Regions from separate parts of the Mus musculus genome. Here region 1 is linked to region 2. A link is a contact called in ENCODE Hi-C data. All regions are on one chromosome and are shown on one strand. Each heading gives the region's core, a stretch centred on a gene start or an enhancer-like site at or near the end of the contact. The rest is flanking DNA. Distances are from core to core; before and after follow the strand shown. Region 1 holds the start of Mamdc2 (MAM domain containing 2). Region 2 overlaps Mamdc2 (MAM domain containing 2).

What was found. A loop is a pair of places that touch in the nucleus more often than their neighbours do.
Region 1: a loop to region 2 is called in a map of heart, with 1.8 times the contacts of the local background. The contact joins the promoter of Mamdc2 here to the enhancer-like site in region 2. A Hi-C loop is called at or near these places in 2 of 37 maps with a recorded cell type or tissue (heart and regulatory T cell).

Annotation. Positions count from the first base shown.
Region 1 is chr19:23,444,825-23,451,154 of GRCm38, forward strand. It overlaps Mamdc2 (MAM domain containing 2), which reads right to left and starts at 3,498. Exons shown (of 14, transcript NM_174857.3): 1 at 3,201-3,498; 2 at 2,756-2,869. The coding sequence starts at 3,234.
Region 2 is chr19:23,397,616-23,404,923 of GRCm38, forward strand. All of the region lies in intron 2 of Mamdc2 (MAM domain containing 2), which reads right to left. Among named protein-coding and RNA genes, the nearest start is that of Mamdc2, 47 kb to the right of the region's middle. Within about 2 kb of position 4,076, at least 1 of the 3 ENCODE cell types and tissues checked has a DNase peak (open chromatin) inside an H3K27ac peak, as active enhancers do.

The DNA of each region.
Region 1 (6,330 bases), core at 2,248-4,747, 47 kb after region 2:
ACTATGAACTAGGTGGTCTAAAAATGTGTAGAAACCTAGTACTCAGATAAATGAAGAAATGGGCCTCACATAGTTTCCCACAGCAGGGGAGTGATCCTGTGGCTTAGAGTTTTTGTTAATTATTCCCAGACCCTCCTTTAGGAGATCCTAATTTACAAATTGATTTCTGGAATTCACTCTTCACTGGGCATTGACATTGCTCACTCCACTGTAGGTTAACCTACTGACCAAGGACATATAGGAAGTTCTATTTGTGTTGCAAGGACTTGTGGGTAAAAGTCTGTGACATTCACAGCTTTTGTGGTGAATGCAGCCCACAGAAGTGTCTGGACTCTGTTTCAAAGGGTTTCTGCAATAAAGCGCAGGTTTTCAAATAGCTTCCCAAATTTTAACCCGGGGCAATTTTATCATTTTAATTTCCCAATCTAGAGTAAGGGGAATTCTCAGTGATCACTGTGTCACCAGCAAGTACAGCAGCTGGCACACATCTGCCTTGCAGCCTCGGAGTGTGCAAAGGGCAGTTGTGTCCAAATTTCAGCCGTTGAGACTTGGATCTGTAGAATAGAAGCTCAACTTGTCTGCTCTGCCCTGGAGTCCTCAGGACAGGATGAATTAATGTCCCCTAGCCAAGCCAGAGGTCCTAGCCTCCAGCCAGAAAGCACTGGCTACATGAAAGAAAGGGAGAGAGCCACAGTGCATTTATTATGTGATTAAACTCTAATCACCTTTTCCTATAAGCGTCTTCCTGTTTTCCCTGGAGGGGGCTGTTTAACGGTCACACTGGTGTAGAGATGCCAGTGCTGTGCAGCACTTCCTGCCAGTCTGGGAGGCCCTAGCACTCAGCAGGCAGCAGCATGCTCGCCCAGGATTTTGGATGGGAAGCAAGTTTGATCTGACAGGAGGCCATAGTGAACATGCAAGGACTCAGAGTCCTGGCTGTGTGTTTGTGTGTGTGTGTGTGTGTGTGTGTGTGTGTGTGTGTGTGTGTGTGAGAGAGAGAGAGAGAGAGAGAGAGAGAGAGAGGGAGAGGGAGAGAGGGAGAGAGAGATTTCTCTTTTCCTAGGCCCACAGCAGCTTGAGACAAGTGAACTTAGGGCAATGTTTGCTCTCAGGTGAGGGGCTCATTTTGATCCTGGTCTTACTTGGGGCTAGTGACATAATGACTTAGGTATGGGTATAGGTGGTGTGTGTGTGTGTGTGTGTGTGTGTGTGTGTGTGTGTGTGTGTGTCTATACTGTGGTAGTCTAGGATTCTCAAAGTGTGGTTCCCAGATCAGTAGAAACAGCAGCAGTCCCAGTATCTTGGAACGTGAGAAATTCTCAGGCCCCAGTCCAGACCACTGAATCAGACTCTCAAGAAGGGATAGGAAACTGCTGGAACATGCCTGCCAGGTCATCCTGAGACCTTCTCAAACCAGAAGGCATTTGAGAAGCCTTATAAACTGAGAATAATGCTTTCAAAGTCACTGCCATAGCATAGGTAGAGTCATCATTCAAAATGTTTCAAACCCAATCAGAACAGGGAATATAACGAAGGGGGTGACAAGCTTAAACTCTTCTCTTGAAACCACCAGCAAGACAGGGACCCCTTAAACATCTTTCTCACATAAACCTAAATAAACCACACTTAAGACCTGGCAAGTGTTGGAGACAAGAGATGACTATTGACTTAGTATCTTCTGTGTCCCCCACCCCACCCCGCCCCCAGCTGTGGTTCAGTATTGGCCACTCAGTCAACCATGTGACTAGTTGAAGGCTCAGATTCTCATATGAATGCTATTATCAGCCACCTGTGCGGGTCAGGGAAGCTCACACAGGCAAGGCTCCCAAAGTCACATGGGCAGGAAGGACTGTGGTCACAGCTCTCCGTCCTAAGCAAGCGTCCAGTTCCAGGGAGCCAGGCTGGATGACTTGAACTCCAAGGTTGCCTGAGCTGGGAGAATGCTCAGCGGCCTTCCTTTATACAGCAGCATGTCTTCTAAGGGAGTCTACTCTAAGTCCAAATAAATGGTCCAAAGTAACACGTTTCAAAATGATGGTGATAAGAGCGAAGAAAGGAAAGGAGAGGGACACCAGTGCTTGTTACTGGAATGTTTGTTTTTTTTTTTACTGTAACAATGAAGGGTAAGAAAACACATCACAGACTCCTTTTCACTTAAACGTTGTCACCGGAACCCCAGCGGTGCAGAGTAATGTGACTGATCAATTGGCCCTAGCCCAGTGGCTTCAGGGACTCCGTGGTGGAGTTAACTCTTTTGTCCAGTGCTGAATTAGATACAATGGGAAAGGATGAATCACAGGTAAAACTGCTGTGGGTGGACCAAAGTGGGAGAGCTTAGCACAGAGGACGCTCACAACCGTGTGGAAAATTTCTGCAAAGCTTCCTGTGAGCTAGTCCGTTTGACAATCTCAGCTCGGGCAAGTAGCCACTGAGACTAGCAAGGCTATCAGCCTGCAGGGGGCACACGGCTAGGGGCAACAATCATTAGCAGAATCCCCTTTGTCCCTTTCAATAGGGTGTGCTGGGGGTAGGAGCGCATGCTCAGAGCCAGGTACACAGCTGTTCCCCTCCGCCCCCTTTCCCGTGGTTTCCCTGGCCACTCTTTGCTGCAGGAGAGTTGGAAGGAGGTTTCATGACTCACACACTTTTCCTCCCAAAGGGAAGTAACTCCAAGATATCTTTACTTCCGGGGGGTTGGGAGGAACAAGACGTGAAGAAAGTTCACCTCGAGCATCTTTCTACGAAGTCCCCTTACCTTCCTCATTTAGTATCCAAGGCAGAAACGCAAACACGGAGTCAAAGCCACACGTGTCTTCTTCAAAGGCGCAGGAGCCAGCGGGCAGGTCTAGGGCATTGGCAAGCTGCAAGGCTGCGGGCACAAAGGGACTTTCAGTTTGGGTTTCTGCCTGGTAGTATTGCACTAGCCCTGGGGACTACCTGGTGAAGTTCGGGGAGTCTTGTGGGAAGGAAAGAGAGAAGGATGTCTGACCTCCCTCAACACTCCTGGGACCCTCCTCTGCGCAACTCCATACCCACCCCCATCCCGTGCTTGACCAGGGAGAGCCGGGAGCTTAGTGGCTGAGAATTGTCCAGAAGAGCTGTTGGATGGCGGAGCGGACACCAGAACCCCACCCTGACAGCCCAAGAGGGAGCGAGTTTCCAGGACGCCCTCCCCGGGGGGGTCTCCTGTTGGTTCTTACCTTGCACTACCAGCAGGACCCCTTCTAGTAGCATAGTTGAACTTCAGGCAGGAGGACCCGCGAGGGCTGCTGGCTCACTGTGGCCCGCTGCTCCTAGGGAAGGGAGGGTGCTAGGCAAGGAGCTGGGGGACCTGCTGGGGGATGCCACAGGCTGCTCAAATTCGAAGAGTCTGAGGAGCAGAGCGCGCTGCGCAAGGCTGTAGCGTCCGGCCACTCGTAGCCCGGTTGGGCCCCGGGCGACTGCCGGACTGGACAGGGAGGAGACAACTGCACACTTGAGAAGGGCCAGCCACCACTTGGGGGAGAGGAGAGGTCAGCAAGTGGTGCCTTCGTCCAGAATTTTAAAGCTGGGGACCAGACCTCTTGCATACACTTAGAAGGGGCAGTCCCTCTGCTGGGTTGAGACCAGAGACTCCTGCCCCGCCCATCCACGGTGGGAAACAGCTTATTTCAGGGGACAGCTTTCCCTGCATGTAGCTTGTAACTATCTCTCTCTCTCTCTCTCTCTCTCTCTCTCTCTCTCGTGTGTGTGTGTGTGTGTGTGTGTGTGTGTGTGTGTGTCCCTAATTTTAACCACCTTTCTTTAGAATGGAAAGGAATGGAATTCTCTTAGGGCTTTCTAGAGGAAATTTTGGATATGGTGGGCGTGGGATAAATTTTAATTCTCAGAGCGTTCGACCCAGTGTTGCTAACCCTGGAATAGTACCCCCCCACACACACACACACACTCCTTTTGGGCAGAAGAATGTCTGGCATGCTTGATGTTCAGCGTTCCCTGGTCCAGTGAAATGGGGGGGGGGGGCAGTCCTCTTCTGCAAACAGCCATTCTAATGGAAGGTTGGGGAGAGGGTCATTTCCCTGATATCAAATAGTTAAAAGTATATTAGTTTTTTTCTGCTTCTTAATCCCCTTTGTATGCTTGTGCAGGCATTTCTGTGTCTAGAGTAGGCTTATTTTTAATCCCCTAAAGAGGCCCATGTTTGAGTCCCTCATCCAGTATTTCTGTGGTGGGACTCCTGATTCTGTACATTTCTAATCAGTTTCCAGCTGAGGTTGGCCCGGACCCACTTTCTGAGGACCGCTGGTCTAAAACACTCCTGTTCAGCTGTCAAAGCTCTGCTCACTGTCTTCAGTTTGACCTCTCAAGCTTGTTTTTCCTACCTTCCACAGCAGCTGTCTTGTTGGGCCTGGATGCCCTTTCTCCCTGGCCCTTGACACTGGATTGACTGAAGCTCGTCCTTAATCTCTTGCTGCCTTTTCTGACCACTCCCTGGGCGCTTTACCTCGTCCCTCACATTTAGACATCACCGCATATATCAGAGGCTGATGACTGATGATGCTGGGGAAGCACAGTAGCTGCTGGCTTCTGTCTCACTATCACCTGACCATTATCCGAGTGGATGCTTGCAAGTTGTCTTGGACTTAACAGGTCTCAAGGAGAATGGTTCACAATGTCAAACTTCCTCTTTTCCACCTTAGTTAACAGCGTTGTTTTCCAATTGCTGATGACAGAAAAACTTGAGAATTTAGAGTCAGGCCCGAAAGCTCTCCTCTTCCCAAGACAATGCCAAATCTTGCCTGTTCCGGACTGACATCACACCAGGTACCCACCTGCTCCATGTTCATATTCAGGCCCTGATTGGTCGCTGCTGGCATGTTTACTGCCCTGGGATACCACAGTGGCCTCATCATCCTGCTCTTTTCCCTTCTTAAGCCTTGCCTACCACACTGCCTTCTAACTAGAGTTGTAAGGGCTTCCCCTCAATACAAAAATAGCCTTTTCCCAAGAAGCCACAAGTTCCCATATCATTTACCGAAATCCAAATTCTTCACAAGGACCTGTCACATCTAGCCAAACCTCTTATCTCCTCGTTGTCAGCCCTCAACACTTGGTTTGTTTCTGTCCTGCCAAACAGTCCAGTTGTGTTCTCACAGGATGTTACATTAGCCATCTCCACTGTTCAAAATGCTCTTCCCCACCGATGGCTTGCTGCCCCGTTAGGTCATCACTCCAGTGTTGCTTTAGTAGTGGAAAATCCAATAACCACCTCCATAATTTGAAAAAGTGTTTGGGATTCGTCTTTGAAGTTCAGACATATTTTCATGAATTTTCTGTAAGTTATGGCTCAAAGGATCAGAAACTTGTTTGGGGAATGTTACTCACTGTGTTTATATACATTCCCTCAGGTAGGAGAGAAAAGAGAACGTTTATTATATACATCATTGCAGATATTTTATAGAAATAATCTCATTTGATCTTCATAAGAAGTTGCTATGTTGTTGCTACAGTTTCGATCCACAGTGCTTCTGAAAGTCCCTTATGTTAAAAGGTTGTTTCTCAACCTGGTGCCACAGGCTATATGGAAGAGAATTAAGAGGTGTGGCCTTCTGGGAGGTCCTCAAGTTGTTGGCATGGCTCTTAGAGGGGTGGTGGGTCCTCAGCTTGTTCTTCTTTCTCTCTCCAAAATCTTGGCCATAAATTCAACAGCTTTGCATTGGCACATGTCCTCTCCCGTGGTTTGAGCAGAAAACTCCTAAGCCGTAAGCCTAAAGAAACCTTTCCTCTTTATAAGTTGATCATCTCAGGTATTTGTTGCAACAACAGCAAGTTGACTAGTGCAATAAGCCCCGTTTAATGGATGGAGAAACTGAGGTAAAAAGTCCAGTGACAACAGGTGGAGGAGACAAGACTAACCCAGCCAGCTGAGGTGCCTCCTTCACCTTACCTTCCACTTTGGCTTCTTGCTCAGAGATGACACCCTCTGATGGATACAGACATTCAGAGACAGCTGTGAATCCATTTGAACTTCAAGACTGCTTTCAGCTTCACAAGCCACTGTCAATCACAAGCTACTATCAAACTGGTGCTGCTTTGCTCAAGTACTTGTAAAATATTTGAAATAGTCAATTCATCTCGTGTGTCACAAGCTGTAAGGAAGTAAATTTCAAAAAAAAAATGCCAAAAGCCCTGGGAAGATAGCCAAATAATTAAAACATGATTTAAAACCTTAAGGCCACACTACCTATGGAAAACAGTATCATTAGTCACTAGCACAAACTTGGGGAAGTCAAATTTCCTCCCAGTATATAATTTTATGGTCAGTAAGTGCCCATCACAGACCTTTGTACA
Region 2 (7,308 bases), core at 2,826-5,325:
AATTGGCCCCCAGCAATGAATGAAAAACTGAGGTGCCTCAGGTTAATTATTTTTGTTTTCTTCCAATGGTCTGGTAGATAGGGCAAAGATAAAGGAAAAGGGAAAAGTTAAAGAAGGTTTGTTGGAGATTGGTTCTGATGCTTTGTCTTATTTGGGCTCCCCAAATCACATGGGAATCTACCCATCCAGATGCTGAGGGTCCCCATTCCTAGTTGGGTTTTTGTTTTTGTTTTGTTTTGTTTTTATTGGCTAATAAAGTTACTAACAGCCAATGGATGGGCAGGGAGACGATGGTGGGACTTTCAGATTTACCGGATAAGGGATAAAGGGAGGAAGGGCAGAATCACCATGATGAGAAAGAAGAGAGACATCAGACTTAAGAGATGCAGGAGAGAAAGCATCCATCCCGCCATTTAAGAGTCAGGGAGGTTGCCAAGGGAGGGGCCACTTCCTCACTTGGGTCTGGGATAGCAAAGATAAAAATACAGGTTTAGCAAGTATTAACTCAGGAATATGGGAGGGGAGTTTGTCAGCCACGTGGAGGTTCAGGAGTGGTCCTGCCATTGAACTAGTTAAGGCATATCAAAATATAAAGTGTGTGTGTGTGTGTGTGTGTGTGTGTGTGTGTGTGTGTGTCTTTTCATTCTCAAATCCAGAGAGCTCTGGCGGGTGACAAGAAGTAAAATCACCCATGGGGAGCTCAGAGAGGTTTAACAGATTACCTCTACAAGGATGGAGAAAGACATCCAGATGCAGGGATAACTGTCAACTTTGTCTCCAGTTGCTTCTGTCATGTGATTCATAGGGCAGACAGCTGTGAGTAACCTAGCAGGAAGGACTTGTTTTCGGCTTGTGGGAGAGAATATATCTATGCAAGAAGAGTTTCACAGGCTATGTAGCCCTTTCATCTGTTGTTTTGATTGTAGAATAAGAAATATTTAAGAAGGAAAATCTGAGATGGGAACTGCTTTCTAGAAAATCAGTTCAAAGCAGACAGCATCAAATAAAACAAAAGTTGGAAGGTCTCATAGATAAAAACACTTTGAAATAAGGATGCTGTGTTACTGTTAAGTGGCTGAGGATACAATAAGAATATACAGGGAGAGAACTGCTGAGATAAAAATCAGTTCTCATACATGAAAAGAACACTTCTCTTTCTCTTTCCATTTTCCAAAGTTGCTCATAATGGCCATTCTGATTTTACTCACAGGAGTAAATGTCCTTTGATTCCATTGTTAATTCTAAAGATGTGTGTGTATGTGTGTGTATGTGTGTGTGTGTGTGTGTGTGTGTGTGTGTGTGATGTCCAGGGTCTCACCTATACCAGATAAGTGCTCTGCCACTGAGAGACAGTCCAGCTCAAGCTAACTTAACCTTTTGAAGACGTTAGGAGCTAAAAGGAGCATTGAAATGGAAGTTTTAGTGAAGAGAGCATCTCCTAGAGTATTGTCGCTTCGTTTTTTGTTGCTAACTTTTTCAACATTCCTTTTTTGGGGGAAAGGAGAAGGCATTTACTAAAAAGTTCTGATTTGCAGGTGGCATTGTGTTGTGAGAGCTGAAAGTGGAGCAGGTAGAGGAAATTGCTTTTTAAGCTTGCAGGTCTGGATGAGCAGGGGAATGGGACTCTCCAAAGAAAAATAACTTCCATGATTGGCACTGTTTCCTAACCGGCCCTTCAGCAGCAATCATTCTAGGAGTAGTCCCAAACCTGTGCTGAGGGGCTCGTGCATCTCTCTAGACTTAAGGCTGCCAGAGCTCTTAATTTTCTTTTCAGATACGGAGAAGCCCGGCCACTTCTCTGAATTCTTAGATGAAAAGACAGGGCTTAAGGAAGGGAGGAAAATGTGCCCCAGTAACTTAAGAGAGCTATGAAGTCAGGGACACTCCAACTCAGAAATGACTGAGGCGGTCAAACCATGAACACCTGGGGCATTTGACAGGAGAGCACACTTACGTTTAAATATGGTAATTACTGACTTTCCCAGGAAACTCAGAGTAGAAGTAGGAACTTGGATTTTGACATTCTTCCTTCTCTTCCTCTTTCCTTTTTCATTTTTTAAAATAATGTAATTCCTACATATTTCTGCAGTTTGCTTAGGGTTACTGCCAACACTAGCCTTTTTGTGAATTTAGCAACAGTTATTTAAAGTAGCCATGACCCTGTCCAAATCTTTACATCACAGCACTTCCTTGGCTAAATCAAAGGGGAAGATGGAAGGCTCTATAAGCCTATCGCCCTTTGCATTTAGCCTTTCCTTTGGGCTTCGGCCATGCCTGTCTTCTGGATTTCCCCAGACCTAGGGAATGTGACAGATGTGAAATTGGAAAGAGGAAAATCCCCTGGCACAGGAAGACTGACTAATGGGTAAGTATAAGGTGAATCCTTGGGCATTCCCTGGAGGAGCCATAATGAGTCTTCAAAGAAGGAGAATATATGAAATACTGTCTTCTGGATTGGGCCCAAGGCTAGCTCCTTGGATAAGTATGGGGCTTCCTTCCAATTTGCTCAGGCTATTTACACATTTCTGAATCACTTTGAACAACGATATCTTAAGGTGACCAAGAGCCTTGAGAGGACTAAAGCAGAAGTCATTGTTTTTAAAGGTGCTTGGACCTTATTGATCTTCAGGAAGGGTAGGTGCAACCCTCACGCCTTTATTGTAGATAAATCCACAAGTTAGAACACTAGGGCTTTTTAATGTAATAAATATGCTTTGGTGTATGGAAAATGGAAATAAGATCAAGGGATCTTTGGAGAAAGATGTTTCACCAGGAAGATTTGAATTCAGATCCTAGGACCCATGTAATCCTAGTTTGGGGTGGAAGAGGAGTGTATGTACTTAAAGTGATTGTTAAAAATTAGATGATTCCCTGCTTTTTTTTTTTTTTAAATAGAAATTAGACCTGATTTAGAGTTAAAAAACCTTCCTGACTATTTAGAAACTTTGCAAGATTTTCCATTCCTCGATGTTAAATCTGCATCTGGCCACAAGCTACAGTTTAGCTTTTGGCCTCCAAGTCATGGATTGGCAGTGATACAGGGAAACCCAGGGAACGGACTGTGTAAACAAACAATCTTCCCAAATGCTCATGCAATCCAACGGAGTCTGCAAGCTTCTCTGCCGCTTTGTGCTGAATAAAATGAAAGGAGCAGGAGAGGGGACGGGATAGAGGTTGTAGGGAGAAGTGGAGAGGGGGATCCCTGGCAATAGAGAGATGCCTAAGTAGATTATATTATTGACTCTTAGTTGACTACTAAAAAGAATGAGGTGATCATATATAGAACTTAGAGATATGCCATATGCATGAGTGTGGATATGTACTTTTCACTACGGCATATAAAGGCTATAGTGTACATTTACAAATTATACAACTAGGAGTCTATGCTTTTATGCATATTGAGCAGTTGAGGGAAATATCATTCACCTCAAAGGAATGGAAACAGGACAAAGAAGCCTGTCAACTCATCTGTGCATACTCACACTTTACTTGAGTTTTTATAGGTTTTTGACTGGCCATTTAAAATAACCAACTTTTAAAACACACACACACACACACACACACACACACACACACACACACACACATCCTCTCCTGAAATCACATACAATAATAAATATAATAAATAGTGAGGCCGCTAAAAGCCTAGCTTATTTACAGAGTAGTACTGACCTAGCATGTGTGAGGCCTACAGTTTAATTTTCATCCCTACAGGAAAAAAACAAGACAAGGAAATCCAAACAAACAGAACTCCAATCGCTACAGGATATCCAAGCCCTAAACAGGACCTTGAGGAAATACTCTTCACCTTTCTGCCTTGCAGAATGAATGTTGAGTTTAAAATGCTTCTGCAAAATAAATATGGGGTAAATATGAGTGACATTGGCAATAAGGCTCACAATTACATAACGCAGGGCACTAGGGAACTCTGTCTGTAGACAGACTTTGCTTCAGTTTTAATCCTCCGAAGCTGCACAGATTCCCACTCTGGCAGACCAAGGGCAGGTGCACTTAGCTTGTGTCCTCTGGTAGAGGCTGGAGACACACTGCCTCATGACTCCCTCAAGATTGCCCAGTGAGCTGTGAAGTTCCCAGGAAGTCCTCCGAAACTCACCCATCCTCGTGGCCATGCTGGCTCTCCGGTTTGTAAAGGACAGATTTATTATGACAACTGAGAGTAAACAAGTAGCCATTTTCTTGTCAAAATCTCAGAAGGGGCCATAAAATGTGCAGCTCACGAGCAATTAGTCAAGTGCTCAGAAACAACCGGCTGAGCCTGAGCAAAGAGGAAAACCCGTGGCTTTGATCCATAACCCCTCAGCAGACCACCCACACTGCGCGCTCAAGAACCATGTGTGCTCATCAACAGCACAATAAGATCTGCAATTCTCCGGCTGTTTATATTCATGACACTCTGTTGGGTGCTCTCTCAGCGGGAGAGAGGAATACTTAATGTCATTCTTATAGCTGGTTGGAATGTGTTATGCATTTGTTCTTTGAATGAGGCCTTTGAGAGCTTCTGTGTCTCTCTACACCACATCCATGTGTCCAGAGTAACTGTCTGAGCCAGCAGGGTTTGTGTTTTCTCTAAGTCTACTTGTTAGGGAGGGTGAGTGGGCCGGTGGTCACCTGCTTGTGGCATTTCGAGACTTCTGTTGTGAGGGCAGTGAACTAAAGCATGGGTTTATTAGCCATGAGTGGATGTCAGAATGCAGGAGGAGGTGGTGATCCATGCTGTGCTGTGATTACAACACAAACCAGCCACGTCTGTAGATGCAGTGATGTCTAAATCCGGAAGATGGTGACTTGTGTGTCAACTCTGAATATGTAGAATGTGGAATTTTAGGAGCAGTGATAATTGGACTTGAGGTAGGGTAGGTTTGCTACCGGCCATTCAACTTACCTCCAGTCTTCCCTCAAGGTAGACTTCCTAGTAAAAGGAGGATTCTGCACTGGGCCCAGAGACTTGGATGAAGACTTTTGTTGACATGGGAGGACACAGAGGAAGAGACTCTAACTATACTCATTGTCTATTAATCAGCAGTGTAAGAAAATACATAGGACCTTTGACACTAGTGCAGAAGAGAACATTTCCAAGAGAAGAAACCAGATGTAGGACAAGTATCCGTCTAATATAGGGCTAAGTAAGACTCCATATTAAATGGCATTTGATCTTCAGATGCCATCATGGTTCTCTGGACTGTGATGTTTTGTAATAATACTGTTTTTACAATGGTACTATAGTTCCACAAATGGCACTGCAGTAATAAACGCTTTCTATGTTCAGATAAAGATTCAAAGCAAGAACGAGTAGAATAAAAGTCAAAGCAAATGAAAGAATTGAGTCTCAATCTCAAGAAAGATATGCATGCAAATGAGGCTTCTCAGCTGTAGGGTGGGGCTTTGGGGTGGGTTGTGATTTTATCACTTTCTTTGTTGGGTCTACTTCAATGCTACCCTTCCCTTCCAGGGTTGAGTCTCTGGCTTTTGTGAGAACTTGTAGAGAGAAGTTCTATCTATAAAGACTTACTCACTGATTTTTCTTTTCTTGTTCTGTAAAACTATGAAACTGCTTGCTTCCATGATGGAAAACAGAATCTGGCTAGCTCATAACTCTGTTCTCAGGCCATGGCTACTCAATATGGCTTCAGAATAAACTATGTCTTTATTCCCTTTAAGACGAAAGTTGTGGTTTTGGTTTTTTGCTTTTTTTTTGTCTTGTTTTTCCATCAACATTTGCTTTTTGGCAAACAAAACAAAACAACCAGACAAGGAACTCTTGACAATCACATCTCTGTTCCATGAAGTCCAGTAAGGAGCAAGGATATCTAAGTGGCCCATACCTCTCAGACTGTCCAAAGCAGCAGAGTGAGAGTCAATCATATGGAAAATGAACACATTAGCATCTTAATTGGACATGAAGACAGAACTCAGAAATCATAATTCCTGGCACCCATTCTAAGCATCGAGGAGCTATGCTGTCTGAATAGTAGACAATGGCCATCTAAATGTGGCTACTTAAACTATTTCAAATAACATATGAGTAAGCATTTACTTCCCCAGCCATGATAACCACATTTCAGTTATGCAGTTGTCATGGTTACTATAGAGGACAGCCAGGTATATACCTGTTGCCATCATAGAAGATTTCTCCAAAATAGATATATCTTAGACATAACTTTGAGCCTTCATGAAGTCAGAGCAGTTAAAATAGCAGTTTGAGGCCTGGGGGAGGGGTAGAGAAGGGAGCTTTAAACTCTATTATCCATTAGGTTTTTTTTTGTTTTGTTTTTTAAGACAGTTTCATAAACCCATGGTGTTTCTCCCTTCCTATGTAGCCAATGAAGATCTTGACTTTCTGGTCCTCCAGCCTCACCCCCTGAGTGCTGGGATCACAGGCATGCACCAGCATACCAGCCTATTGTTAATATGTCACACATTACTACCACATCTGTGGGGGTTTTTGTTTCTAATTTGTTTTGTTTACAGAGACAAGTTCTCATTATGTATCCCCTGGCTAGTGTAGAATTCACTGAGTAAACCATGCTAACCTCAAGACTGTGGCAGCCTTCCTGCTTCCACCTCCCGAGGCGAGGATTACAGACTTGGACCATCATACTGAGCTTTATGCAGTGTTGGGGATCAAATCCAGGTCTTTGTATGCGCTAAGGAACACACGCCAACAAAGGAGCTACTTCCCCAGTCTACTCCTTCAACTTTGTTGACACGGCCAATTTATATCTCTTTACTTCTATGAGAGGGCTATAAAAACACAGCCTCAGGACCTCCTTAGCTCTCATTTTGGAGCTACTATAGACAGAAGAAACCTAGAATAAATTAACTGAGGTCCCTCAGTCAGAACAACAATCTTTCACCATGTAAACAGTTTATTTAGTTTTTAGTTATTGCTTTTTAAGTAAAGAAAAATTGACCTAAAATTTCAGCTCTTCTCTCTAGCTGGTGATGGTTGAGGTATGTCCCCTGAGCCTCCTGGGCCTTCACAGCCCTAAAGGACAATCTGCAATGGAAAGTACCCATTCTGTTTTAGCAACGGACTCTGTGCCTTGAGACCTGACTTGACAGGAAAGGCTAAGAGGACTATTTTGAGAGAACAATCTGTTATGGAGAGACTCTGTCATGTGCCCACTCAAGGGTATTATAAGTCAGCATTCTTCCAAGCACAGAAAACACCCTGTCAGGATGAGCATGCTGGCTGAGAGTCATCTGAATTCAACAGGAGAGGAATATCATAGGTATCAGGAAGAGGGACACACCCTTATCACACTGCACTAAAGGATGGAAAGCCTG